7 separate regions of the Mus musculus genome follow, and regions 1, 3, 4, 5, 6 and 7 are each linked to region 2. Evidence: chromatin loops called from intact Hi-C (ENCODE). Cell type or tissue: left cerebral cortex. All regions are shown on one strand.

Region 1 (4,000 bases), 350 kb after region 2:
TCATACAATGTACTTTTTTCAAACAATTCTCCAACATCTACTTAAAAACACAAATTGGTTTTTGTTTTTGTTTTGTTTTGTTGTTGCTGTTTTTTCACATTCCATTTCTTTGGGTTTTTACCTTTCCGGGTAATATTAGTACAGATCTATTTTATATGATTTTAAAGATTGTTTACTCTTGACTCATCAAAACGCTGTCTTGTTAGTTATTTGATGTGCAAGACGCTTTTACTGATATTTCAGCAAGTGCTTTAAACCTTAAGGTTTTACTTTTTTTCAAACCAAATTACTTTGAGCAATCAAAGGTCTGAGTTTGATTTGAAACTCTCAATAAGACGTTCAGCAGTCTGATTTCTCTTGCTACGCCGGGTCTAACTCCTGAAAGATAGCATTGTTTCCTTTGGGTTTTCAGACCGTTGCCCTTTCTGGGCAGGGCCACCACGCCCTGGAGATGAGCTGGAGTCAGGTTTGTCCTTCGGTAACTGTTACTCTGTTTTTACATCAGTCCCACGTTTTGACTTCTCTGCTCTTGGCCCACAAAGCAGTTATTATTATAGGTATGACTTACTGGAAAGCCACCCTCAAATATGAAAAGGCCAGGCCTGGCTTCTGAAAACCCTTTCATCCCTCTGGTCTTGAAAGCATTTTTTCTGTCAGACTTCAGTAAGCAAGTTGGATTTGGAGTCCCAGGAAGGTTATGAAGTGGTAGAAGAAAGGAATGAAGCCAGAGTTCAATGTTATTTCCAAAGCCCATCCTGAGGGAAACGATAATTTATTACTTGTTTTTGGAATTCTAGTCATGGGGGAACCTTCGCTCAAAACTTAAACGACTTACTTTGCAAGAAGCCCTGAAATGTGCACCACACTCCAAGTTGAATCATTCCAAGTTACTAATTAATTCTTTCAAATTCAATAAGCAATAGGGTGGCATTTGTCCTTGACTTGTACAGAAGCTGGCTTTTCCGTCTGCACAAAGGTTGGGCCAGACTGGGTTCAAATTCTTCCTCTAGTTACTAGTTGAAAACTTAGACAAGCTATTTAACTTTTTGTCTCCTTTCTTTATTTGCAAATAAGCGAAAAAAAAACATACCTACCCACTGAGTTTATCTGAAGGGTTGGATCAGATACTAAATAAAGCACACTCATTCACCAATCCAGCCTATGGGGTGGGAGAAAACTCCCAGTCAGGTAAGAAAATGAGTTATTTCCTTTCATCTCTTCTTTTAATCAGAGTGACCTTTGTCAACTGGGCTATGATGTATTGTAGATCCGAATGTTACCTGAAAGTGTAATTCGTTTCAAATAACGACTCCCTTAAATGGAATACAATTCCGCTGTTCTGAGCTTGAGAGGCGAAACCGACTGATTTGATATTTGTAGAGGGCTGAGAGCCAGGAAGCCCCCCACCCCACTCACCCAAGGAACAGTTACTGCTCAGAGAAAGGGCGGCTAGGAAGTTACCCTTCAAAAATAAACCTGAGAGCAGCCTGCATTTCCCTCTGCTGCCTCTGGAAGAGGTGTGCGATCTAAAGTGCGTCCATCATGAATAATGCTTGCCTTTCCTCTCCCAACTACTGCACTCCCAGGCAGAAACATCACCAGCCGCTGCCACTGGGTAGCTCAGGGCAGCTCAGTGGGTGATCACGCACGATTAGATGCCCGCGTGAGACCCGGAGTGAAGACGAGGAGCCAAAACACTTCAGCTCAGTCTGATTTCAAAGGTCGGGCTGAGCCCCCAGAGCTCATCCCAGGGCCTGATTTTCCGCGGCTTTTCCGAATAAGCTATCTTTGTTTACATTTGAGCTTGGCTCACTCCCAGAAAGCATTACTACCTTCTGTCCGGAGAAGCATCTCGCCTTTGCAGACGGTGCTGGGGCAGCAAAGTTCGTTTTCCTGGGTAGGGAAGAGCGATTCTCTTGCTCCTCACGCGGGTAGTACCCAGTGTTTGGACAGTAGTGGGCAGTTTAGGGTAGGTGGAGGTTTGGAGGGGAAGGGGAGAAGGTTGGTGCGGGGCAAGCCAATGAAGTGCTGAAGCTGTATGGGGGATTCTTCTAGAAAGTAGGGTGGGAAAGGAGCTAGGGAGGGCGTGTGGAGGGACAGGATCCGTGTCAGAACGTGCGTGTGAGCGGATACAAAACCCAGGGAGGCGTGATCGGCGGCGTGTGTGCAAGCCCGAGCGAGGGGCGCCGGCGGGGTGTGTGCTCCTGGTGAGTGACACGGAGGGGCGGGCGGCCGCCGGGAGGGGGCGGCTGCGCGGGCGGGAGTGTCCCTGCGTGGGGCTGGCGGCGCGGAGTTGAGGCAGTGAAGGAATCCAGCCTGCCCAGCGGCCCAGCGGCCCTACCGCCGCTTTCCCTCAGCTCGCTCTCCGCGCTGCAGGGGCCGCCAGCGCCGCGCCCCGGCCCGGGACAGAGCAGCCGCGCTCGCAACGAGGTAAGCCCGGGTCCCCGGGTCGGGCGGCTCACCAGGGCCTGCGTGGCCAGGGTGGGGGCGATCGACCAGCCGAGCGCCCGAAGGCCGCCTCCCGGGGCACTGGGTGTGGCCCGAGCTTGGCCGACCGGACGCGGAGGTCGCGGTCCTTGCCTTCCCCCGGCGGGTGGTGGGGACAGCGGCGGAACCGATCGCGGACTCGGCCTGCCCTGCTCCACGCGGGCGCCCCCCTGCGCTCCAGCTCCGCGCCGCCGATCTGCCTGCCCGGAGCGGGGCCGCAGGTCCCGAGCGCCCCGCACCCCTCGGCACCGGCGGGATCGGGTCCCAGCGTTCGCGTGCGCGCGTCGAGGGCGCGCAGGGCAGGCGGGAGGGGGCGCCCAGGCCGCCGGACCGAGCGATGTCATTGCAGGGTCTGGGCAGAAAAGCCCCCCGGAGCCCGCGGGCGCCGCGGACTGCAGCCCGGAGCGAGGGTCGTTTCTGAGTCGCGGAGACAACTTGAGTTTTGCGCATCTGGGGAGATAGCAGAGCTTCTGGCGCTCTGCTGGGAGTTCCGTGTTTACTGCGGACACCGGGGTGAAGGATCCAGCCTTCACCTGGACGGGAATGCGACGGAAACCTCCCATCCTTTCCTTCCTCCTTGCGAGTGGAGCCTTCCAGTGCGCAGTAGGGTCGGCATTTGTGAACTTGATGGGTTTTCGGCTCACAGCAGTCCTGGTTTTTAGCAGGTGCCAAGGTTGTGGAGACCTGACACACTCATTAAAGATTCTTTGTAGACAGCATTTTGCTTTGAGTGCAGCACAATCTCTATAGTGTGAGACTAGCGAAAAACCCTTGAACTTCAACCACAGCGCCGTCCTTTCCTTCCATAAAACACATGTAATATTTCACTTGCTTATTTAAAATACTAAAGTATCTGACCCCTTTGCAGCCCCGAAGATTTTAAAGGGGAGAGGGACACGGAAATTTTAGAATTTGTGCAGAGATAGAGTAAGGTCGTGCGGTCTTTATACCGTCATTCAATTTTGTTTTAGAGGAGCATTCATTGCTACTCAGACTCTGTTTCCAGAGAGTAAGCAAATGTGCAGTATGGCAGAGAAAAGAAAGGACAGGAAGTCAGAAATAGAAAAAGACTATTCAAGTAGTAGAAAAAAATATTTTGAAAGAACTCTTTAAAAAGTTGCCTTCTGGATAAAATATTTTATGAGCCTTATGAAATTGTGTTACTTAACCAGAAAGCACTGTTCTGGGAAGATGGGAGACAGTCTTATCAAGGAACTGTAATGCTTTAAAAAATCTGTATATCTGATGTTTGTTGGTTTTTTAACCAGGAACAAAAAAAATCAACTTTGGGAATGATTTTCTATTTGGACAAGGCAAATACTACTTTAGTCTCTAATTAGAGTTTTGAAATAAACTCAAGCTGGGTTAAAAACCTTTTTCTGTAGAGCAACAGAACAGAAATCATGTCAGATTCCGTATGGCTTTAAACACACACACACACACACACACACACACACACACACACACACACACACACACACGACTAGCTCCAAGGGGGAATTTGCATAAAAAT
Region 2 (4,000 bases):
ATTTATTTACTTACTTACTTATTATGTATAAAACATCTGCCTGCATGTATTCCTGCAGGCCAGAAGAGGACATTAGGTTTCATTACAGATGGCTGTGAGCCACCATGTGTTTGCTGAGAATTGAACCCAGGACCTCTGGAAAAGCAGCCATTAACCTCTGAGCCATCTCTCCAGCCCCCAATACATAATTCTTTTCTGATGGTTTCTGGAAGAGCTGTCCTGTGCAGTGTAGAATATTTAATAGTTTTCTAGCCTTTGACCATTAGACACCTCTATAGAGACAACCAAAACGTCCAGACAGTGCTAAATGTTAAGTACTCATCTGAACACTTAGCTGCTGTTGTAACTGTTAATGTGAGAAACACTTAATTTATCAAAGCTTGTCAGCCCCAACAAAAGCCCCCATTTCCTCAACCCCATCTCCTTCCTCCTTACAGCAACTGACCAATCGTTCCTGACTGTCACGTGAAAGGAAAAGTATCTGCCCAGAACATCCAAGATCAAGTTCTCAGAACAAAGGAGGGACAGAGGGCAGGGGTAAGGGACAAAGACAGGAGGTAGAGGAAGAAGAGGAAGGGGACAAGGGAGAAAGGAGAAAGGAACACGAGGGGAGGGGCATTTGTCCAAGGGGAACAAAAGTCCGCCTCTAGCTAAAGAGGGGACAAATGGCAGATTACAAAGGTAAAGAGGGAACCCCAAGTTAGGAGGATGTGGTTAATTTTAATTGGACATGTTAATTAGGTGAGCCAAAGAGGGCTCTGATTGCTGAACTATAATACTTTGATAGCTGGACCTTGGTAGTCAGCCTCAGAAGTAAGTGGCCAAAAGAACGAACCTTGATGGCTAGCTTTAGGAATGTAATTTATTTTTATTTTATTTTATTTTATTTTTTTAGCAAGGCAGAGGGAATGGGGGAGAAGGGTAAGACCTGCCAGAGCCATGCCCTACATTCTAGAGCTGGCTAGAGTCCCTTCAGTGAAGCCCAGGGCCCACCAATGTGACGAGACACAGTCACCACCTATGTCAGGGATAAAAGACAGAAGCCAGAATATTCTGGCTGAATGTGTTGGTTAGCTGTGTTGGAATTCTGGCACACCATTTAAAAGAAAGAAAGAAGAAAAAAGAAATTACTTTGCTGAATTACTCTTCGTGTGTTCCTTTGTGTGACATAGAGGTTATACTTTTCCCAACACTATGAAGCAAAATTGTCTTATACTAATAGTAGTTGTCATTTATCTATTGCCTACAGTGCCCTAGGGACTCACACTCAATATTTCCAACAAGACTTCCACCTTAAAGAGGGGTTATCATTATCTTCATTTTACAGACAGGGGAATGGGGGCATGGAATGATTTACAAACTTGTCTGGGTTTGTGCCATTGGTAAAATCTAGGCTGCAGAACACTGGGCAAACAGGAGTAGGCACTGCTGTGAGAATCTTTGCCTACCTACCCACTAGAGCAGAGACTGGGAAGCAAGCGAGCTCCCAAGCGGTGCATGCGTTCCGAGTGATGGTGCCAACTTTCCTTTCTAAGCCTTAGTGACTGTTTTCAGTCCTCATCATAACAGTAACAGGATTCTCTTAGAAATTAAATGCAGCCGCATACGTGAAAGTACTTAGCTGGTTTCTGGCACACGGGTCGCTCTGAATTCCTTTTCCTTCCTCTCCATATAGCCCCATGCCCTTAGCACTGAAAGTAGATCCTGAACACCTTGGTCAGACAAGCCCACTGGGAAATCTAACCTTTAAGCGATCTGTACTTTCACAGATCAGAATTGAGCAGAGCAATCTCCCTAGAAACAGCCTGCCATGCTGGCGTCTTGTCCCACATTGCTAATGACCAACAGTACCAGCCATCAGCACTTGCCAGCTAAGCCAAAGGGGGCTTTTAAATCTGCACTGATTGGATGCCATGGGGCTGGGTTGACAAGTAGCCTCCTGCTCCATTTCTAGATGCGAGTCAGTGAATTAATAGCTTGCCCCATTGTTTTCTAACACAGCCAATTAAGTGAACAGTCTGAATGTTTTGGCCAGCAGGCGGCAGCCTTTGCTAACATAATGGTCGGTACTCCTCTGTCTGGCAGAACCCCACCAAAAACTGGGTGCCTGTGAGGTTTACATGGTGTAGCCTTTAAATTGGGACGGGGCACAAATCTTGGCAGATAGAATTCCGAGAACTGGAATGGGGGCAAACCCCGTGTTGGTTTTTATCCATCTCCAGCTGAAATGGAGAGTTTTGATTCAATTGTGAACGCAAGTCAAAGATAATTTGCAGCTCCCACTCGGGACAGCTAGAAACACTGCTCACACTCTTCATTGCTTTAAAACTGCAGTAACTGTGGAACCTGCTGCTAGCTCTTGTTATTTAGCACATTAATATAGAAGTACACATAGAACCATATCACATATCTGTTGGTTTTGTTTTGACATTTTAATACCTACCTTTTGATACCACTGGCTTGCTTTGAGTTGTTATAGACGGTTTTATTTAGTTTTAAGTGTATTTACTTTAAAGCATTTTTTTTAATGATGAGAAATCTACAGACTTCACCACTCTGTCAATAGGTCCATAATTTAAAACCAGTACCAAGAGCATCCAGTGACAAGGCTACCAGAACAGTCTCTAGAAAAAAGAGGATCAAAAGATTTTTTTTTTCTTTTTTGTACTCAGTAGCTGTGACTTTACTCTTATCCTTCCATCTTTTCCAAAGATGTGTGCCATATCTGTATGAAACTGTTTGCAGCGACGCCTGGCAGAGTACACTTTAACCTCAGGGTGAGATTTTGGCGTATTCAGATCACATTACTAACAAAAGCTTCAGTGTCTAGGATGCCTGCCATCCCTGCCTAGGGAAGGAAGAGGCACCCGCTCTTCCAGCTGCTTTCACATCTTTGTTCCGCTTGATTTATTGCCAGGGCTCAGGGATCCCCGTCGACAATTACTTCCTTTTCGGCAAGAAGCCCTGCGTTCCCTCGAAGCGTCACTTCTAGAATCTAGTCTCCTCTTCTTCCTCCCTTAAGAAATATTCTGAAATATGTTTAATAGGAGGGGGAAAAGTGTTCTTAAACACCCCCCTCCCATCTTCTTGTTTCCTTTCTCCCAAGTAAGGGAAGCCACACTAATTGGGCAGACCCAGCCTGGGGCTAGGTACATTGTCCATTTTCCTGATACTTTATCCCTGAGTGTTGTCATGGAGACTACAGGAACCAAACAAGTCCACTGGAGGAATGTTACCTAACACTTTCTCATTCTTGGTCGCTGAACCATCTTCCCAGCTGGATCTTCCAACTGCCTCTATCCCCACTGCTCCCCAGCCTTGCTTTTTCCACCCCTAAGTAAACCTGTTTTTTTCTGCTGTGCTAAAGTACCATAGTCCAGGCAACTTAAGGGAAAGAACTTGTTTTGGCTTACAGTTCCAGAGAGATAAGAGTTCCTGTTGAGTCGGGCGTCATGACGCACACCTTTAATCCCAGCACTTGGGAGGTAGAGGCAGGCAGATTTCTGAGTTCGAGGCCAGCCTGGTCTACGTCTACAAAGTGAGTTCCAGGATAGCCAGGGCTACACAGAGAAACCCTGTCTCGAAAAAACCAAAAAAAAAGTAGAGCCATGGTAACAAGCAGCAGGCACAGCCAGAGTTTGAAGACCAAACTGCAGCCATAAGCACAAAGGGAGAGAAACCAGAAACTGCAGGAGGCTCTTACTTTCAAAGTCCACCCCCAGTGACATACTTCCTGAAGCAAAACCACACCTCTCCAAACACTTTCACCAACCGGGGACTGAGTATTCATACCTGCAATTATTACAGAGGACATTTTCATTTGAACCACTGCTACATCCCGTACTCCCTAAAAAGACACCAACAGCATCTGCAGTGGCAAAAATAACAAAAACAGGAAGATGCTCTCTTATTTCTTGAAGGCTGACGCTGTCCCCGTCATGTGTCCTTTCGACCAGCCATTGAGTATCGGTAGTGCTCACCAAATCTGTATCCATAGGGA
Region 3 (4,000 bases), 520 kb after region 2:
AGCCAGAGTCCAGTTTTCCCGATCATGATTTCCGCTCCCTTCTCTTAATTCTGAATTCTGTCCTCCATATTCTGACACTATATTCAGCATGATAATAATGACTAAGCCCCTGAGCGCTCTCACTGGCTTCCGTGTGGGACACTGGTCTTGTCAGAACTCACAGCAAAACTCTGGCATGAAGTTACTTGTTATAGACCTGACTGAAGATCGTCCATGGAGTGAATGAGTCAGTAGCATACACTAGTTAACGGATATTTTAGTTAGCATACCCATAGTCCACCTGTGGCACTGAAGCACTGCTTATGTAGAGGAGACTACTGTTGCATCAGGGAGGGAGAGTGGGCATAGAGTACCCCCAAACCACAGGGCCTCAGTTCCCCTATCTTTTGACTGCCAGGCATGCTTTGCTGACTGCTTTCATGTGCAAATGCACCCTTTCAACTCCATGTTGAGATTTTTTTCTGACAACCCAGGTTCACTGGTTCTTGTCCTCCAAACAGCTGAGCCTGCTAGCCACACAGGCATCTGTTTCTTCTTTTGCCAAGTACAGGCGAATGTTTGCTCTCTCCAGAGCTTTCTGAGGTCGCTGAGTGTACCCAGAGATTTAACAGGAATTCCAAATGTCAAGTCACATTCCAGGAAGGAAGGAAGAGAAACCCATTCAAATAAGAAAAGATGAATTCTTGGGACCATAGTCTCTGTTTACCCTGTCTGAGACTCTGAATTTATATCTTACAAATCAGAAGGATTTTTTTTTTTTTTACACAAGTTCTATGTAGCAAGATTCTGCTCAACCCCTGAAAAATGGCAGTTGGAATGTGGCAGCTGTAAAGGCAGAGGCAGAAAATTCTTACAAAATGAAAGAAAATGGCTGGGCCAGGTAAAAAATGTGCCTGCTTTGTCAGAGTTCAATCCAGCCACTCCTGTCTTCTCCCACACCCTCAGGATACCCTGGAGTTAAGAAAGCTCAGACACATTCCCAAGAACATAGCAAACACTCCCAGGTCACTGGAAAGAAGCAAAAGAATGATAAAAAGTATTCAGACCTGATCACATTGTTTCCTAGACTTTAGCCTTAGACTCTGGCATGTGATCATTTTTGAATTTGCATTTTAAAATGGTAATTAGATACTTTAGGTCTTTGAAATAAATACTCTGTCACATTTCTTCACGTCTGTAGAACCGTTTGTTTAATCCTAAGGATTTGAATCGTATTCTAATGTCTCTCACTGTATGAATGTATGCATGCGTGTGTGTGCATGTTCAGATGCATATGTGTAAATGGAAACCAGAAAAGCAGCTGTGTTATTGTTTATCCTTGGTTTTGTTCTGTTTTTCTTCTTTAAGATAGAGTCTCTCGCTGGTCTGAGGCTCCTAGGCTCGCTTGTCTCACTAGCTAGTGCATCCCAGGGACCCACTGTGGCTGCCTCCCCAGCCCTGGGATTACCAGTGCGCGCCAGCTTTTTATGTGAGTTATTGGTATCAAAGTCAGGTCTTCATGCATGAATGGCAAACAGTTTACCTACTGAATGATCCTCCGGCCCAGTTTTATTATTCTCAATAAAAGAGTGGCAAGCCCCCTTTAAAAGTCCTAGAACTATGAATACTCCTTATGTCTCTACTTAAGATACAGAAGTCAGAGGAATAGACAATTCTAAGACATTTCTTTCACAGATGTCAGAACCGTTGAATACTAGTAATGCATGCATAACTTCAGAACTCACCTATATTACACCACATAGATCTGCAGTCAAGACTCTGGAATCCAAACCCCAGGGAGTTCCCAGTTACATTCCAGATTTACACTTCACTGGAGAATCTGCACGCTCCCACTCAGGGGCCATGAGAAAGTCCCCTGCACACAGTGTGTTTAACCACTAAGAAACTGAACCTCAGGAGATGCTCAGTTTCAGGGAAGAAACTAGTAACACTAGTCCCCATGAAAAGCTCAGTCTTTACAGACAGGTTCTATTCATCTCAGAAACAGGAGTTCTAATTACACAGTCAGGTTAATGGGGAAAGTTACCAGCTACAAGTTTTTGTTAAAGTGATGGACTTGAGAATTCTATTTTTTCTATAAGCCTAGATTTGAACCTCAATCTTGATTTAATCATGACAAACAGACACGGCATTGTGTCCACCACCACCTTTTACACTCTGCCTGCTTTGCTGGCTTACCTAGGGTGCCCTCATGTGTCTAGCAAGAGAAATGTTTTTGTTTTTCAACAGACATTCTAGTGACAGCACATAAAATAATGGAATGGCTTTCCCCCTTCCCAGTCCAGAGTAAAACCTAAAATCCATGACTAGGAAGGCCATGATTCCAAATGACCCCAGGACAGAAAGATACTGATACAAAAAAAGAGCTAGCCGGATGCTCCACCATCTCTCAGTGGTCGCTCACCAAGTGACCAACAGAGTCGATTTTTCCTGAAAATACTGAGCATTTTATTTGTTCTAATGTTTGAGGAAAAACACGTGTGAAGGATTGGTGAGTCCTAGGGTCATTTAGCTAAGAATTTGAAGCACAACTTTAATAACTTACAAGACATTATAGGGTTTTTTTTTTCTTTATCCTCTTGCTTTTCATACCAAGTCTTTACAAGTCCTAAGAAATGCGTTTGTGTATTTATAGTTTCTGAGGCTTAGTCCCCATCCACAAAGGCTCATTGCTGCAGCTCCCTGGGCAGAGCCGTGGGGTGCGAATTGAGTTACTCTACAAATGCACAGCACTGCTCCCAGCTACTCTCACCACGCAAGCTTCCTGCATGTTCTCTTAGCATCATTTCCAGAAGCCCCTTTATCTAAGGACTGTCTCTTCCCATAGCCTAGAAGTCCAGTGCTACCACCAGGTTCATATTTTATAGGAGAAATCGCCACACTCAGATTCCAGAAAACAAAATTCTAAAGAAAATTTTATTTATGTGGGGAAAAGTATGTAGTAAATTTCCACACACACACAATTCAGAACCATGACTGTGGCAATGACCAAAGAACCAAAAAAAAAAAAATAATAATAATAATCTTGTCAAACATAAAATAAACCATCCTATTTGAAACCTGAGATACTCAACTTTGAATTAGATTTATGACATACTGGAGCCCCACTAGCCTGTATCCTTAAACACGTCTCTGTTTCTCCTACACACAGCCCCAAAAGTCTACAAATCACAGTCAGGTCTCTTGTAGCAACTGCACCGTGTCTTGGTATCTATTTTCTGTGTTAGTTGCTTCTCTGTTACTAAAGCAGCAATTTAAGAGAAGGATTTATTCCAGCTCATGATTTGAGGGCACAGACCATCATGGCGGGGGCAGCACAGCGGGGGTCAGCATGGCGGAGTGGCAGCTCGAAGCTGCTACACTTAGGAAGCAGTGATGAGTGCTGGGACAGGCACTATACCTTAGTCTTTATTAAGTAAATGCTTGATCAGAAAATAAAGTGTTCCTAAAAGCAGGCATGGCATGGTGGCACACACCTGCAATCATCCTAGCACTGGGGAGGTGAAGGCAAGAGGACCTGGAGTTCAAAGTCACCCTAGCTACCTATCAAGTTTGAGACCAGCTTAGGCTACACGAGAGAGACCCTCTTCAAAAAGCTGTGTTATTTCTAACTTTGTACTAAGATCAGAAATGTAATTGGGAACGCAATGGATAGAATTCCTCTTGGCATTCTTCAATTCTTTGTTGATTTCCTCCCTCTTAGTTCCACTCCTGCCTGCAATTGCCAGCTCCAATGTTCTCCTACTTGTCCGTACCCCCTAAGGAGGAGAGGCAGATATGTGCTCAGGTTGAGACACCCAGAAATCACAATTGGTCTCAGCAGGGGGGAAAGCAGCCCCTGCCACCTGCAGAAGGCATGGGGGCGGGGGGTGGGGGGAGTCTGAGGACATTTCTGATTGCTGACCAGGTGCCACCACCAACCCTCCAGTGCAAGTAGAATGACCAAGTGCTATCTGATCCAAAATGCCAACAATGCCACTGTGCTAGGTCTATCAGTGTT
Region 4 (4,000 bases), 970 kb after region 2:
TTTATTTGTAACTCACCCTCAAGCTTTCAGACATATCTTGGTTTCTCTCACAGTCAGGTAGCTGCATGTTACTAACCCGAAAATAATAGAAACTTGATTTTCTCTTTAACTTCTATTTCAGATTAACTGCTCCCTTAGTGTTTCTCTGCTTTCTCAAATTTCTTTCTTTCTTTTCTTTTCTTTTCTTTTTTTTTTTTTAGTGGCTAAAACCTGTGACTTTAAGCTCATAGTTTAAAGAAGAATTTGAACAAAGAGGGCTAATAGAAGGGGGGGGGCACTCCTAAAGTCCCTGATTTCACCTAGACTTTGTGGAGATATGTGAAAGTGACTCATTTATAGAGTGTCTCACATGGCATAGGTCTGGGAAAAGAGTGTGGGTAGAAATCAGATTTCAACTTAAAGAATTATAGAATGAGATTCACATTAATTTTTTTTTTTTTTAAGGTTTAGCAGAGTCTTAGATTGTAGCTCAGGATGGCCTCCAAATGCTAGGATTAAAGGCCTGAGCTCCTGGCAATCTGGGGATTGAATCTAGTACTCCTATCAGAGGCTCGCAGATCTCCTCTGAGTTTCAGGATAGCCAGGACTACACAAAGAAACCCTGTCTTTAAAAAACCAACACCAACAAAAGTTTTTTGTTTTTTTTTCGAGATTCTCTGTATAGCCCTGGATGTCCTGGAACTCACTTTGTAGACCAGGCTGTCCTTGAACTCAGAAATGAATTCTGCCTGCTTCTGCATCCCAAGTGCTGGGATTAAAGGTGTGCACTGCCACCACCACCCAGCAACAAAAAAAAGTTTAAATGGTATTCTTTGAAAACTGGCATTGGCCGGGCATGGTGGCATACATCTTTAATTCTTGCAGTTGGAGAGGCCAGTAAATAGAGGTCTAGTTAGTGAATTCCAGGCCAGCTAGGGCTACATAGGGCTGCTTCAAAAAGATGAAGCACACATTAACCTGTTGAGTAGTTTTGAGGAAATGGAGAATGGGCTAACTACTGGTTTTAAGGTTGTTTCTGGTTTTCTACCTTTCATAGAAAGTTTGACACAGATGACAGCATCTTTGTATATTCTCCATAGTCTGTCCCCCGGTTGTGTATTCCAGCCTTTGGTAGGTATAGTTTTAGCCAATAGATTTTCTTAAACTAAAGCAGTTTATCAATAATGAAGGAAATTGGGGCTGGAGAGATGGCTCAGCCAGTTAAGGGCACTGACTGTTCTTCCAGGTGTTCTGAGTTCAAATCCCAGTAATCACATGGTGACTTACAACCGTCCATGAGATCTGACGCCCCCTCCTGGTGTATCTCAAGTCAGCTACAGTGTACTTACATATAATAAATAAATCTTTAAAAGAAAATAAGGAAACTATTCTCTGAGTTTGTAGATTCCTAGCACTATCTTGATAAAATTGTATAACTTTTATTCTTAGCATCTGGGAGATATCACTTAAATCCAGATAAAGTGGTGTGGCATCCGCCTGTAATCCAGCACTCATACTACAGAGGCAGAAGAGTTGCCAATGTTAACTGGACCATCCTAGGATGCAAAAACCAGTCTTTGAGTGCCTCCCCCAATAACAAAAAAAGGGGGGGGGCTTATGGCCTGGTTCTAGGGATAATCATCCAGGGTTGCCTGGAGCTAAGGGGGTTTTAAAGACAGGACTTTCAGTAAAACCAAGAGAATCTTGGAAACATTTTCACTCTCATGCTGTATAAAATCAGGAATTGTCTAGTCTCAGCTGAAAAATGTGAAAACTCAGATATCATGAGTTGCCCTAAATTGGCAAGTTGGAAAGCTGGGGTGCACGGCAGTGGCTGAGTACTGCTTGGTGTGTGTGTGCCCTGGGTTCATCTCTAACCACCAGGAAAGAAGCACCTGCCTGGGGCATGTGACAGGTCTTAATTCAGTAGAGGCTAAGTGCTTTCTGCTTCGCATTATTTAATACTCAGAAACTTTTTGGGATAGATGTTAGTTTGAAAGGGAATATTGAAAATGGCTGGTTTCTGCCTTGCTGCCCATGTAGATGATCTGGGTTGATTCCTAGCACCCATATCAGTCAGCTCCCATCTTCTTGTAACTTAAGTTCCAGGGGATAACAGTGCCCTCTTCTGGTTTCCTCAGGCTCTAGGCATAGGCATGTTTACTATTTAAAAAAGAAAGTGGCTAGTTGCACAAACACAGGATATAATAGAAATCATGATTTCAGCTGGGTGGGTTTTGGTTGTTTTGAAACAAGGTGTCTAGATAACCCTGACTGTCCTGGAACTAAATATGTAGGCTAGGCTGGGCTGAAGCTCACAGATCCTCCTATTTCTGCCTCCTGAGTGCTAGGATTAAAGGAAAAGCTACTGTTAACGGGCACATAAAAGAGGAAAGAGCCCCTAAAACTTTGAGTAGTGTGGCAATAGCTAGAGAGCAAAAACTTGTCTCAAAAACAAATAGATCTGGGTAGTGGTGTCACACACCTTTAATCCCAGCACCCAGGAGGCAAAGGCAGGGGGATCTCTGAGTTCAAGGCTGGCCTGGTCCACATAGTGAGTTCTAGAACTCTGTCTGGGAAAAACAAAAGAAAGAAGAAAAAAACAGGGCTTGGGGGTATTATAGTTCAGTTAGAGTGCTTGTTTGACGTGTATAAAGCTGTTGAATCTTATTTTCAAAGCTATTAAGATAGGGAAAGTGAAGGATCCTGAATTGAAGGTTTGTTTAAGCTACCCTGTAGCAAATGAGACCCTGTCTCAAAAACAAAAAGGACTGAAGAGATGGCTAAGTAAAGTGCTTACCATAGAAGCATGAAGACCTGAGTTTGATCCTAATAGGGCCAGGCTCAGTCGTACTTGCACAGCATATACAAGACTGGATTCTAAAATCTGTCCAAGGCTAGGAAGATGCCTGTAACCCTGTCTCAGAAAAAAATTGAAAGAAAGGCAGAGGGGAACTTGGGTGTGCAAATTCCTGGAGGAATAAAGTATGCCCAGTATAAAAAGGTTAGTATTAATTTTTTGTTTTTGAGATATCATTATGTAGACCAGGCTCTGGAATTCAGAGCCACCTGACTCTATCTGCCTTTCTAGTGTTGAAATTAAAGGCTGTGCCACTGTGGCTGGTATAGGTTTGTTAGCGTAGCCTGGTAATAAACAGTGGGAGCAGGGAATCCTAGCACATTGTGCTTACAGAGTAGAGCAGCCATGTAGTTCTTGACCAGGTAGGAGGAGAGGCATCCTGCAGGAGAGACACTGAGTGTGTGTTGAATCTTTCTCCTGCCATACTTAAATTTGCCCTCTTCCACCTATTGAGTTAAATGAAATTCAGTAATTTGGTTAGCTTATCCTATTTGCTGGTTTGTGTCATTTTTGATAAGCTTCTTGAAACTAATTTTTTCTCTCTCCCTATCCAGATGAAAAAGAGAGGTTTGACCCTACTCAGTTTCAAGACTGTATTATTCAAGGCTTAACTGAAACTGGTACTGATTTGGAAGCAGTAGCTAAGTTTCTTGATGCTTCTGGAGCAAAACTTGACTACCGCCGCTATGCAGAAACACTCTTTGACATTCTGGTGGCTGGCGGAATGCTGGGTAAGTATCTGGTTTTGTGGGCCTAGAGGTAACGGAGAAGCCAGAAAATGAGCTTTGACAGTGCCAACAAGAGGAATGGGACTTAGTTGTGCTGTGTCTCCTGTCTGTAAGCTAAGGGTTGGAGATAGTGAGATAGGTTGGACTCTGTCCCAGCCCTTTTCTCCTTGGCGACAACCCATCTCCTTCAGATGTCCAAATGCTAGGAAAGCAAATAGGAGCTACCATACCTGGCTTCGGCAAACTTTTTAAAAATGTATTTTTTGTTTTATGTGCTTTAGTGTTTTGCCTGCATGTATTTCTGTTTGGGGTGTCAGTTCCCATGGAGGCGTCAGTTACCCTAGAACTGGAGTTATAGACACTTGTGAGCTACCATATGGGTGCTGGGGATTGAACCCAGTGCTCTTAACTACCGAGCAATCTCTCAAGCCCC
Region 5 (4,000 bases), 680 kb after region 2:
AACCTTGCAATGCAAATGTGCTACCAGGTATTCCTTGTGACTCTTGTAACTTTGCACTTCCTTGTGACTCTTAACTGGTATCTTTGGTATCTTCCAACAACGCCCTCCCCACTTCCTTGAGTTGTGGTTTCTTCCTTTAAATACCCCCTTACCCAGCTACTCGGGCACCACGGTCCTCTACCCCTGCGTGGTGTATGACCGTGGGCCCGAGAGTGCTCTTGAATAAAAATCCTCTTGCAGTTTGCAACAAGACCGTTTCTTGTGGGTGATTTTGGGGTGTCGCCTCTCCTGAGTCAGAACGTGGGGGAGTCCTCACGTTGTGGGTCTTTCAGTACCACTCTGACAGTCCTGGAGAGCTTAAGCAGCTGGAGTGTCAGGTTGGAAGTCCCCCCCCCCCCAGGATGCAGATGTAAGAAGTGAAAGACCGTGTGGTGCTCTGCCTCACTGACAATATGCTATCAGAAAAGAGTTGAACATTTATAGATTATGCAATTAGCCATTATATGCTTCAAAATTCTTCAGTTAAGAACATAAAAACCCTAATAAAAATGAAAGGACACAAAAAGAAATAGAAATATGCCCTAAATATATAGCAAGTAGATAAGATAAGAGAAATGCCAGCTAACTGTGAACCATCCTCAGATACTGGAGAAAGGGAGGGTGGGGTAACAACGGAGATGAGAAGCACACCCTGCCATACAGGACTTGTATGGCGCACGTGACTCAGGAAAGAGTTGCCTCCAGCAAGATACTCACTTCTAAGCCAAGAATTCCAGTCAGAGAGTTTGCTCAGCAGGAACCCTTGCTCAATACCCTTCTTCCCTACCCCACCACCAATCCCCTTTCTGATTTCACCTAACTTACTCTAGGATCCACCCACCCCCCTGTTTCTCCTGTTGTTCCTTTTCTGGCTTCATGACTCACATACTCTCCTCTCACCTAACTGCATGTGTGTGTGTGTGTGTGTGTGCGTGTGTGTGTGTGTGTGTGTGTGTGTGTGTGTGTGTGTGTGTGTGAGAGAGAGAGAGAGAGAGAGAGAGAGAGAGAGAGAGAGGGAGAGAGAGAGAGAGAGAGAGATTTCGAACTGTTATGCAAACGAGGGGTGGGGCTCAACCAAAACAAAATATGCATGAAATGCTGTAAGGAAACCTCTTACTCTGTATTCTAATTTTAAAATAAAAGTTAGCAGAATAAAATCCAGAAGCAAACAAGCAAACAAACAAAACCTGCTTAAAATAAAAGTAAGGAGAGAGAGGAATGAGGGAGCTGGGTAGGTGGACAGGTTGGCTCTAAATATGCAAAAATAGAGCTCAATTTCCACTGCATCATATTTTTAACACACTCTCTCTCTCTCTCTCTCTCTGTGTGTGTGTGTGTGTGTCTGTGTGTGTCTGTGTCTGTGTCTGTGTCTGTGTCTGTGTCTGTGTCTGTGTCTGTGTCTGTGTCTGTGTCTGTGTCTGTGTCTGTGTCTGTCTCTGTCTCTGTCTCTGTCTCTGTCTCTGTCTCTGTCTCTGTGTCTGTGTCTGTGTGCTCACCTGGGCACTCAATGCCCAGAGAGAGCAGAAATGTTCATACCCCTGGAGCTGGAGTTACAGAAAGTCTGTGTTGCCCAACAAAGTAGCCAGTGCTCTTATCTACTGAGCCCTCTCCTGCCCTGTAGAATATTTATAACTGGAAATCTGAGAACAATTCACAATGTAAATGACTGTCAGGCATGTTTGGTAGTAACATTCCCAGTGCCTCTACTGTGCAGCTGCTGCTTTAAGCTCTTTCCCTGCATGGGCTCCTTTAATCCCCACATCAATCTTCCCCTGAGGAAGATGTTTTTGTTGTTGTTGTTGTTGTTTTGTTTTGTTTTGTTTTTTCCAACTCCTAGGTAAATCCACTGAGGTACAGACAGCCAAAGTAACTTGGGAGAAAGAAAAAGGAAAACAATTTTGAAATCATGTGAATGGTTTAATTTCACCTTTTAGAAATTAACAAAAATATTGTTGAGAAAGTAACAAAAATCCATGTGGGCATTTATGTGTGTTCATAAATGCCATCTAACCCTGCAACAGCATGCGTGAATCTGGTTGCTAAATGTTGGCACAGAGAAATTCTACTTTGTTGCTTCTCATACTTGTATCATTTCTTAGAGCATTCTTTGTATAGTTTAACGGCAAAAATAGCAAGCAAATACACTTAGTGTGAAGACATAGATCTGAGAGCAGTGAAGAGCAGCCCATCGGCATCCCTTCCACGTCACCGATAACAGCGCCTTCTTGTTGGAAAACGCCCTCTAGTGGCTAGCGCCTGGGGCGTGGAGAAGTGAGTCCGGAGCTGGTGCTGGGCCAGGTTTTAAGGAAAGAGGGAATTGGAAGCAGGAGGAAGGTTGGGAGCGATGATGGGCAGGGCTGGGTGGGAGGAGTCCTCAGGCAAAGCCACAGAGCAGATTTAAATCCTGTAGGGCAATTCGGTCTCCTGCAGAGCACAGCAGTTCATCTGAGAGGTGGACTTAGACACATTAGGTACAGTTGCACAGAGTGTGGACGACTATCCTCAAGTAATGTCTCCTTCTAAGGAGTCAGATGAGCTTATTTTCTTTGTGAATGGAAAAAAGGTAAGTTCTCTACACTGTAATTAATAAATGTACATAAGAAACTCTGGTAGAAGCGATCTGTCATTAGCATTGCCAAAATGAAGGGCTGTGTGGGGTCGGGGAGTTGTTGCTCAAATGATCTAGCGATCTGCTATGCTTCTTGGGGAACAAGGGAGGGGGGGAAGAGAGAGAGAATCTATAATGTTTTGGGACTAGTAGGGAGAAAGTGTGCAGCTATGTGTCTCCAAACCAAGCCTTGTCTCATTTGAATGCACCTAAGCACTGGGCACTGGCTTCCTTGCAAGAGAATCTTCTAACTCTTCCTCAATACCTCTTCCAGCTCTGACTCAAACTTCTGTGCCACCCAACTTCTGCTTTCACATGTATGCACAGATCCAGAGTCCAAGGTCTTTAGGTTATTTACAAATGCTTTTAAACCCTTGGGTCAGGAAGAATGGAAGAGAAAAACCTACTGGAAGGCCAGGTGAACTGTTAATTTACATGTTAACACCTTACTCCTTTAAGATTGGATTCATGCCTGTAATGCCAGAATTGGAGGGGGGTTGAGGCCAACTTAGTCTCAGAGTGAGCTTCAGGACATCAAGGGCTATGCAATGAGACTCTTGTCTCATAAGTAAATAAGTAAGCAAGCAAATAAACAAATGAAGGGTCTTGTCTCACTTAAGAAATGAAGCCTTTTCTTCTTTGTCTTGAGCTCTTGAGACCTAGACAAGACCTAAAATGACTGCGGTACTGTCTGCATATATGCTGGACGTTCTTGACGATTGTGTATGATGTGAAGGTCCACAGCCTGTTCTCAGCACTGTTGGCACAGGGAAAAGGGCAGTCAGAGTTTAAGCTGAGCTTGTGGTATTGTGTGGGGTGTGCGTGAGGTGTGTGTTTTGTATGCTGTGCTGTGAAGGCTCAGGGTGATTGTGCAACGTGGCCAAGATCTCTTGGCTAACAAATACTGGGGAGAACTTGGCTTTCATCTCTGGGTTCCTTTCTTTGCTCTGTGATCCCTTCCTGGGGGAGGTGACCATTCGTCTAAGACACTAATGCTAAAGGGAGAGGTGGGGCTTTCCTGAGTGTTTTCCTAGGGCTGCTGAAGGAATGCTGTTTGTCTGCTGCTGTCAGAGCTCCTGTTTATTTAACTTTTCAAAACTGGATGGAGAACACAGACCAAAAAACAAAACAAAACAAAACAAAAATATTTTGGTGGTAGTGATAAGAATTAAAACTCTTAGTTTAATTCTCTGTCTTCTACTATAAGGTAGGGATGCACGAATTGTTTAAGTATATGGCTCTTCAACTTTTTATTAGTCTCTTGAACCCATATTGTGCTAGAATTCAAAGGTTTGTTAAATCTCTGTTGCTCCTCTAAAACAAAGCCAGACATTTCCCTGTCAAAGTATAGCC
Region 6 (4,000 bases), 540 kb after region 2:
TCCTTAGGTCACACCCTGTCTGTCATCCAGCTCCTTCGCTTTAAAACGGACAAGGTTGTGGGGAAGAGCTCTCTATGGAATCTGAAACGGGCTAAAAGACAAAGTTTAAGATCCTCACCCCTGGAAATCTGCAGCTTCTACACTTTCATAGTAAGTGAAAAACTTACTGCTAAACTCAACTGAATCCATGCCAATTCAGTGTTACTAAATGATCAACTAAAATCCTTCCCCACAGACACCAACTTCACCATATGCCATTATGAATCTGAGAAAAGGACAATAGACAAAATTCATTAGGAACCCAACAAGGTCCAGGCCTCCAAAAACACTTACTGGCGTGACCTCCTGCTGCCTTAAAGTCCTGGAAGTAGCACTCTAACCAATCATGAAGCAGAGCAACCAACTGGTTCACACTGTTCACAGACACCTGCTCTCTAGAATTTTCTCATGTTCGTACATAAAGATTCATCTCTTGCAAGATCTTTCTGCGCGGAATTGGTACCCCTGCACAACAAACTCTCATACAGATCTTACACCATGTGTTTAAATCTCTATTTTTTTTTAATTTTTATTTTGTCCATAAGCCCAATAAAAGCAAAGGCACTGCCATTCTTAGTAATCTCCATTTACTGAATGCTTATTGTGTATCTGACACTGTGAAGAAACATTACCTAATTCATAGAAAAACTTTATCATACAAATTTTACTGTCCCTACTAACACAGAACACTAGGGGCAAAAAATTCACTGATGTGTGTGGTGTCTACACAGACTTGCCTGATAATAAGCAGTGGAGCCTGTCACAACCCAGGGCAGCCAGGTGAACCAGAAGGGCCAGCTTCAGGTTCTCACGGATGCTCCCACAGACCATCCCTTTAACACAACTTCCACCTGGTTTAGGCCCTTCACTGACTATCAGCTGCCATTTGGGGACCGCAGCCCAAGGCCAGGCCCCGTGATGACACTCCTCGATGCACCCACTGAGGACTCTGTTGTGAGAAGGCAGGGTTCCCGCACGATGCACCAAACCGTCGAGGATGTCTGCTGAAAAGGCAGACTCCCGGCCACATCAGGGTCTGATTCACAAAGTCTGAGAGGTGGGGACGGGCGCCGACTACACTTTTGAGAAACACAGCTCATGGGGCTCACGCCCCTTCGCCACGGCTGGACAAAACCGGGAAAGATGGGGAATCACCAGGCCCCGCCAAAGTCTTCCTGGGCCAGCGGACCCCAATTCGGTCTACAACGAAGCCTGGTACCCAAAGCGCCCGTTTCATCAGAGAGGCCGGCCGGGGCCTCCCTCAGGATGCCCCGCAAGGCTTCGGGGCCCGCCACCCACCCGGAGCCCGGTTCCTCCACACCGGCGGGCGGAGCGGCGACTGCTTACTGACCTGCGGCCGCCAGTCCCTGGGCGCAGCCGCCCAACGCAGCCGGGCCCGGACGCGGAAGTAAGCCGTCGCCTACTCGGATGCTCCACGATTGGTAGAGCGGAGCAACCCGCGGCGCCCCCGTGCGGTCCCAACGTGCAGTGCGCCAAAAGGGAGGCCTCGCCCCGGACCCGCCCCGCCCACGGGACGGCGGTGGCCACGCCCCAAGAACGTTCCTGAATTTTCCCGGAGTCTAGGCCCCTCTGGTGGAACAGGATGTTTTCCAGCCCCAGGGGAAGCTACTCCATTAACATATTAGAACTTGGATCTACCCATTTGCATAGTTTGTGGCGTGCAAAGCTTTTCCACAAGGCACACTTTATACCTGTAAAAGATGGTGGTTGGTTTCTAAAAATATTTATTAAATCTTTGGAAATTTCATACATCAGAATTAAGATGGTAGTTTTATTCTTGTTACAGGAAGGAAAACCGAGGAGGGAGGACAACCCTCCATTCAACATTCTTGCACACCCAGCACTGTATTAAGTCGCTTGTAGAACTATTTAATTTCTTCTTAATAAAACCCCCATAACACTTAAATCTTCCAACTGTATAGGGCTATGTATTTCAAGATGAGTGAAACAGTCCTGTTTTCCGGGCACTTCGCTCCTTACTAGATTCTAAAGTCCTCTTTTACAGGTCTTAGGAAAGAAGCCAGCCAGAAGTATGGCAGCCTGCCCTTCAGCTAAAAAGTCTTGGGAGACAGGGAAGGTTTGTTCAAGCTGCCGTGATTTCTCACAGGATAGAGACCAGGCTCTGAGAATGGAGCGCTGGCCAAGACAGTGTCAATAGTTTACATTTTAGTATTTTTAATCACTGTAACCAAAAGACCTGACACACACAACTTAAAGGAGTGAGGGTTTATTTTGGCCCTGAGTTTCAAAGGTATCAGTTCCTAACAGCAGGGAGCATAGAGTCCCAACCCATGGGATGACGCTAGCCAATTCAAAGTAGTATTTCCCTAACAGTAGTCCTCTCTCCAAATGCCCACGTAGACACATGTAGGCATTTGCCTCACCTATCTTATCTGGGAAAAAAAAAATTCTGCATTTTAAGCATAGCTGATCGATCAGCTTTCCTAGTGTGGTGTGAAAGTAGACATAGACAATGAAAGAAACTGAATTGAGCAGTGCTGTATTTCAGCTTTATATGGGCAGTGAAAGTAAATTTTCTTATTGCATGAGTCAGGAAATATTCTTCAAAATGAGATTTCTTTTTTTTTTGTAACATTAAAATATGTAGTATGTATTCTTAGATCATGGACTGTAGAAAGCCCATGGCTGCCTCCTCTTCCTCCTCTTTGGGGCGGGGGTGGGGGTCAAAACAGACACCAATCAAAATAGTTACAGAGGATAATGGCTACCTCAGAGTAGAGGCAGGGCAACGTTGAGTTGAAATGAATGAAGCTTGAATGGAGAGTCCCTCACTGGTTGGTAGGACTTCACTCCAAGAGCTAAAAACGTGAATGTGTTCACTTTCTGAAGAGACTCAATAATAATATTTTAGGGGAAAAAAGAACTTGGAAATTGGTAGAAAGAAAAGAAGCTAGTATACCTGAGGCTGGGGTAGGCACTGGGATATAGGGAAAGGAGAGAGACACAAGCTGAACAGTTAGGTTTTTAAAATCTTTTTTATGAATGAGGGCTTTGCTATGTCAGCTGGGCTAGCCTGGCGCTCACTGTCCTCCTGCTGAGTGGTGGAATTACATCTGAACCAGCTGAGGCTCTTGTCTTAGTTTAAGCATAACAGGAAACCATTCTGGGCTGAAGCAAGGAAGTAATATGGGGTGTGTGTGTCTGTCTGTCTATAGACTGAGATAAGAATTTACGGGAAAGGTATACTATTGAAGCAATTAAGTGTTGTAATAATCTAGAGGAGAAGAGTAATAGCTTCTATCTGACCTGTGATGGCTACAGAGAAAAGTAGATGGATCCTTGCTTGCCTTCCTTTCTTTCTTCCTTCCTTCCTTCTTTCTTTCTTTCCTTATTTATTTATTTATTTATTAGTCTGTTTTTTTGTTTTTGAGACAGGGTTTCTCTGTATAGCCCTAGCTGTCCTGGAACTCACTTTGTAAACCAGGCTGGCCTCAAATTTAGAAATCTGCCTTCCCTGGCCTCCCTAGTGCTGGGATTAAAGGCGTACACCACCACCATCCGGCCGGCCGGATCCATGCATTTAATACACTTAGAAAACAAAAATGACATGAAGTCAACTAGTGAATCACCCAGGATGTTTTTAGTTCAGGTCCTTGAACAAGCATCAGACAACAGGATGAGATTAGGTAGGCAAGACACTCACTGAGGACAAGCCTGTGAGGGAATGATAGCAAGGCATGGAGGAGGACCTGAGAGAGATTAAACTGGATGCAAGCTCAATCCCAAAAGAGACCAGGAAAGGAAGGCTAGGAAAGGCTGTGTTTGTGGTGCAGTTCTTAGAAAGCGTCAAACTGGATGTGATGACTCACACATAGAAACACAGATTTGGGGGACACAGGAAAGATGATAATCATAAACTTTTAAGTCAGCCCAAACTACACTAAGTTACAGGCCAAGATGGGCTATGCTATAAAACCAA
Region 7 (4,000 bases), 840 kb after region 2:
CCCATCTGCCAGAAGATCGTGACGCATGAATTTGCTTTCTCCTCTGAATTATAAATCCCCAAAGGCACAGCAATGCTGCTCACAAACTCGAGAAACCTAAGTAGAGTCTTAACTCTGGAACATGAAACAAAGCAAAATCCAGTGAAATGTGTGGAGGAGTCTCTGGGCATCTTGTTCCACTAGGCTGGGTCACTAAGACATTGTCTGCAAAGCTCAGCAGCTCAGAGTTCTCCTCCAGCCTTCAACCCTCCCCTAGACTTGCTCTGTCCTGCCACTCTCCCATACCAGGCTGGGGTTTCAGCAAGCACCACGCCAGTGCTTTGCTCTGCATGGTCACTGATTCTTGAGGTGTTGGCTCCGTGCTTTCTGAAGCACGCAACCTTTAAACAGCCAGTATCTCCAACTCCAGGGCTTTTGAGTCCCTCTTCTTATCTCTGTAGACATTCTTATAATGTGGCTTACCCACAAATGAACGTGTGTGTGTGTGTGTGTGTGTGTGTGTGTGTGTGTTTGTGTGTGTGTGTGTGCTTTTGCACACACACACATATAAATCAAATTATTAAAAAAAACTAACTGATGAATCTCGAAGCATATAATTCCCTCATGCTCTTCATTCAAACACACCCAACAGGTGCTAAGGAGGCCACATAAAGACAGGCAACTGCTTCACTATCTACTAATCTATTATGGTCATTCCATTTGGGTTTTAAGTTAAAGGCAAATAATCTTGGAGCCTGGGTAGCTCAGTGGTCGAGCACTTGCCCAGCATACACGAGGCTTTCCGTTCTGGCCCAACACTACAAAAGAAAAACATTAACTAAAAGGCAGGTAGCCTAGAAGGCACTGTGGACATGGTCTTCAGGACATGGCCTGGGTGGGAAAATGATGCTTTTAGCTGCCTGCTGCCCTAGGGTATTGTCACCAGGTACTCTCAAAGGAACCCCACTCACAAATTACTATGAGGGGGATTAAGTTCCAGCTACTTGGATACACTCCCTCTGAGGAGTGATAAAGCCAGAGAAGATGTATGTGTGCATACGTGTGCATGTGCATACACTTTTGTGTGTGAGATGAATCCTGAAGAACCTTGCTTTTCTAACAATCTTTTATGCTTTTCCTCAGGGATTGGGTGAGGCTGGGATGTTCCTGGGGTCCTCAGTTTTATTTGCCATATATGATGCCGTGACCACTGCCCGCAAGGAGAGAGGGCTGAGCGACATCTTCCCCTTGAATAGCCCAGCAACACCTGAAGTGATTCGCATGGCTTGTACGGATCAGTTTACTGAGATGGTAAGGGAAGTCCCTACTGTCCTCAGCCCATACATGGACTTTAATGTTCTTGATTTGGATGTTGTAACCATGACAACGTTGCAGGTCACGTCCATCTTTTTCTATGAAAAGTCTCCTTTTGCCTTCACTCACTGCTTCCTACATGCCTCTAAATGTCTTCAAAGGTTGGCTTGATTGTTTCAGACTCTAAAGAAGCAGCACACTAATAGCGAAGGGACATGGTAGATTACCTGCTTAAATATTTTATCAAATTGCAATTGATGTGGACTTCTGATTGCCTCATTTACAAGATCTCTGGCCTGCTCAATTATGCAGAAAGTATCTGTTATGTAAACTAATAGAAGTAATTGAGATGAGACTGTCAGGTCTCTGGGCACACCTCTCCATGTCTTGCTATCACACACTCTATAGGATACTGCTCTACTTGCCAGCTGCAAAAATCACACCCAGAGCTGTCCCAGAAACCATCTCTCATGGCACTGCCTCCTACAGCCCGCATGAATCATGGGTATAAAGCCCAATAGTACAAGCCCTTGAGGTTACTATGCTGCTCAGTGGCTCTGGGTCATCTCAGACTTAAGTTTATCAGGGTGAGAGCTGGGGTATAGCACTCAAGAGGCCCTGCATTCATTCCATCCCTGACACCGAACCAAAACAGAAAAGACAGGATCCAAGCACAATGACACACACCTGTAATCCCAGCACTTGGGAAGCTGAAACAGGAAGATCCCAAACTCAAGGCCAGCCTGCGCTGAGCAGAAATACCCTGTCTCAGAAAACAGAAGCATATCTATATGAGATGTGTATTGTGAAGATAGATGTGACTAAATGATTGAAATATAGAAACTATATACAATAAAAAGAAGAATTAATATCAATTTGTTCTGTTTTTTACATGCCTTCAGATTATAACAGTTTTTTTGTGTGTGTGTAATAACACTTTTATCTTTTGATCTTTTTTTAGATTCCCAGAGATGACCCTTCAACATTCACACCTTGGTCCATCCACGTGTCTTAATCTTGTGTCTTTAAGAAAAAGAAAAGCCATGCAGCGGATTCAAACTAGCCCCAAACCAGAGCAGCATATGGGTTGACGAGAATTTATCAAACATGATTTTACTGTTTTTTAGTTATTCTCTGTGATTAGGTTATTGTGTGATTACATGTTAAGATACAGATTTCTACAAAATTGTGTGGCAAAACTTAGAATTGGAAATTCTGATTTAGTTTTCATTGTCCTGAAAGTATGCATCATGGTGAGTTTTTAAACCTAGCTAACTAACCTGGGGTAGCTCAGGAGGGCCTCCTTGTGTTTTGTTTCAAGCAGCTATGTTTGAAACCCAACAGAGCTGTCTGTTCCAAAACTCTCTCTAGACTGGAGTCTCCCAAAACCAGCACACCTGAAAAACCCACTTTCCAGTGCTTGCCACTTCCTGTGGTACAGACGCTATCATAAGAGCAAGCAGTAAGTGCTCAGGGAACCTGGACGTAGAGCTGGAGACAGGTTTGAATACAGCTTGTCTCCAAAGGTGTGTGCTGGAAGCCTGGCTCCCAGGGTGGTACTGTTGAAACTGTAAGAGGTGGAGCCTATTGAGAGGTCATTGGTAAGGGATCAATGGTGACAGGAAGGAATGGACTAGTTCCCCAAAACCTGGCCCCTCCTCCTCTCTGCCAGTGTGAGCCATTGCATTTCTAGTGTGTGATGCCATCTACTGGGACAGAAAGGAGGTCCTCACCAGATGGGCAGTCTTGTGAACTTGCCTCTAAACTATGAACCAAAATAAAACTCTTTTCTTCACAAAGTACCAAGCCTCTGGTGTTTTGTTATAACAACACAAAACATATTTAAAACACCATCCAAAGTTTCCAAATGGCACCCACCCCTCCTCCACCGTGAACTAGGTACATGATACAATATTCCTCTCCTAGGCAGCCACACTGAGCAAAGCATCAGTCCAGGGCCACTCATGGGTTTGGCTTTAGCTTAATGGCTAAAGATGAAATCAGAACCACTTCTTCTTTTTACCACCAAAGTAACACAAAATTCGCAAAGGTCCTTTCTCTTTTGGTTCCGTTCTACCTATATTACATTGATTTTCCCAAGGAAATGCAACCTAGGGCCTCTCTTGGGAAAGTTAAAAGCAGAAATAAACAAACTGAATTGTTGTCAAGGAACTGTGTGCTCAGGGCTAAGGCTCTCCTTTCTCTAAACTCTGTAGACATCAATGGCTATAGCTGAGTGGTGGAAGAACAAACTCGTGGCAACTTTAATAAGTTTGAGACCAGATTAAAAGAACAGGCTGCTGGCTGGAGAGGTGGCTCAGAGAGTAAGAGTGTTTGTTGCACACACATAAAAACCAAGATCCTGAGCACCCACAAAGAAAGCCACCCAGAGCTTATGCCCCTGTATCTCCAGTGCTGTGGAAGGTAGAGAATGGCTGGCCACCAGCCTGGCTCTAGGATCACTGAGAAGGTCTCTCTTAAAGAAATGGGTGGAGAAGACTAGAACAGGACACCTAGTATACTCTTCTAGCCTCGATGAATGAACACACACACACACACACACCTCTTACAGTTTCAACACTACCACCCTGGGAGCCAGGCTTCCAGTACACACCTTTGAAGATAAGCTGTATTCGAACCAGAATAGATGGGGGAGCAGGACTCTGTACTGTCGGGGACTTGTGTGCAGAAAATGCTCTCAGCCACT

What was found. Hi-C counts contacts between places; a loop is a spot of excess contacts. Peaks named below come from ENCODE experiments on the same cell type or tissue, not always from the same donor. Only the 100,000 strongest peaks of a DNase experiment are listed, where the experiment ranks them.
Region 1: it touches region 2 in a loop (5-fold over the local background); 22 of 42 quality-filtered maps call a loop at or near these places.
Region 3: a loop joins it to region 2, with 5 times the contacts of the local background. A loop is called at or near these places in 37 of 42 quality-filtered maps.
Region 4: a loop joins it to region 2, with 4 times the contacts of the local background. A loop is called at or near these places in 6 of 42 quality-filtered maps.
Region 5: it touches region 2 in a loop (3-fold over the local background); 4 of 42 quality-filtered maps call a loop at or near these places.
Region 6: it touches region 2 in a loop (4-fold over the local background); 26 of 42 quality-filtered maps call a loop at or near these places.
Region 7: it touches region 2 in a loop (6-fold over the local background); 11 of 42 quality-filtered maps call a loop at or near these places.

The regions. Positions count from the first base shown.
Region 1 is chr1:57,772,595-57,776,594 of GRCm38, forward strand. It overlaps Spats2l (spermatogenesis associated, serine-rich 2-like), which reads left to right and starts at 2,267. Exons shown (of 14, transcript NM_144882.4): 1 at 2,267-2,430. In left cerebral cortex, CTCF peaks have their summits at 1,506 and 2,629; DNase peaks (open chromatin) are centred at 1,576, 1,861, 2,250, 2,602 and 2 more places; H3K4me3 peaks cover 2,379 bases; H3K27ac peaks cover 2,268 bases.
Region 2 is chr1:57,427,067-57,431,066 of GRCm38, forward strand. No RefSeq gene overlaps it. Among named protein-coding and RNA genes, the nearest start is that of Gm22371, 6.7 kb to the left of the region's middle. In left cerebral cortex, CTCF peaks have their summits at 1,403 and 2,030 (motif pointing right); DNase peaks (open chromatin) are centred at 1,498, 2,041, 2,894 and 3,191; H3K4me3 peaks cover 920 bases; H3K27ac peaks cover 306 bases.
Region 3 is chr1:57,947,228-57,951,227 of GRCm38, forward strand. Spats2l (spermatogenesis associated, serine-rich 2-like) reads left to right here. Exons shown (of 14, transcript NM_144882.4): 14 at 1-1,170. Among named protein-coding and RNA genes, the nearest start is that of Kctd18, 21 kb to the right of the region's middle. In left cerebral cortex, a CTCF peak has its summit at 2,188 (motif pointing left); a DNase peak (open chromatin) is centred at 2,179.
Region 4 is chr1:58,394,283-58,398,282 of GRCm38, forward strand. It overlaps Bzw1 (basic leucine zipper and W2 domains 1), which reads left to right. Exons shown (of 12, transcript NM_025824.4): 3 at 3,394-3,570. Among named protein-coding and RNA genes, the nearest start is that of Bzw1, 3.4 kb to the left of the region's middle. In left cerebral cortex, CTCF peaks have their summits at 1,287 (motif pointing left) and 2,114 (motif pointing left); no DNase peak of the experiment used is centred here; H3K4me3 peaks cover 86 bases.
Region 5 is chr1:58,110,711-58,114,710 of GRCm38, forward strand. Aox3 (aldehyde oxidase 3) reads left to right here and starts at 2,426. Exons shown (of 35, transcript NM_023617.2): 1 at 2,426-2,602. The coding sequence starts at 2,549. In left cerebral cortex, a CTCF peak has its summit at 2,280 (motif pointing left); DNase peaks (open chromatin) are centred at 848 and 2,285.
Region 6 is chr1:57,968,631-57,972,630 of GRCm38, forward strand. It overlaps Kctd18 (potassium channel tetramerisation domain containing 18), which reads right to left and starts at 1,454. Exons shown (of 7, transcript NM_001159864.1): 1 at 1,391-1,454. In left cerebral cortex, CTCF peaks have their summits at 701 and 1,519; DNase peaks (open chromatin) are centred at 1,032 and 1,503; H3K4me3 peaks cover 1,322 bases; H3K27ac peaks cover 800 bases.
Region 7 is chr1:58,265,506-58,269,505 of GRCm38, forward strand. Aox4 (aldehyde oxidase 4) reads left to right here. Exons shown (of 35, transcript NM_023631.2): 34 at 1,123-1,290; 35 at 2,255-3,092. The coding sequence ends at 2,308. Among named protein-coding and RNA genes, the nearest start is that of Aox2, 11 kb to the right of the region's middle. In left cerebral cortex, no CTCF peak of the experiment used is centred here; no DNase peak of the experiment used is centred here.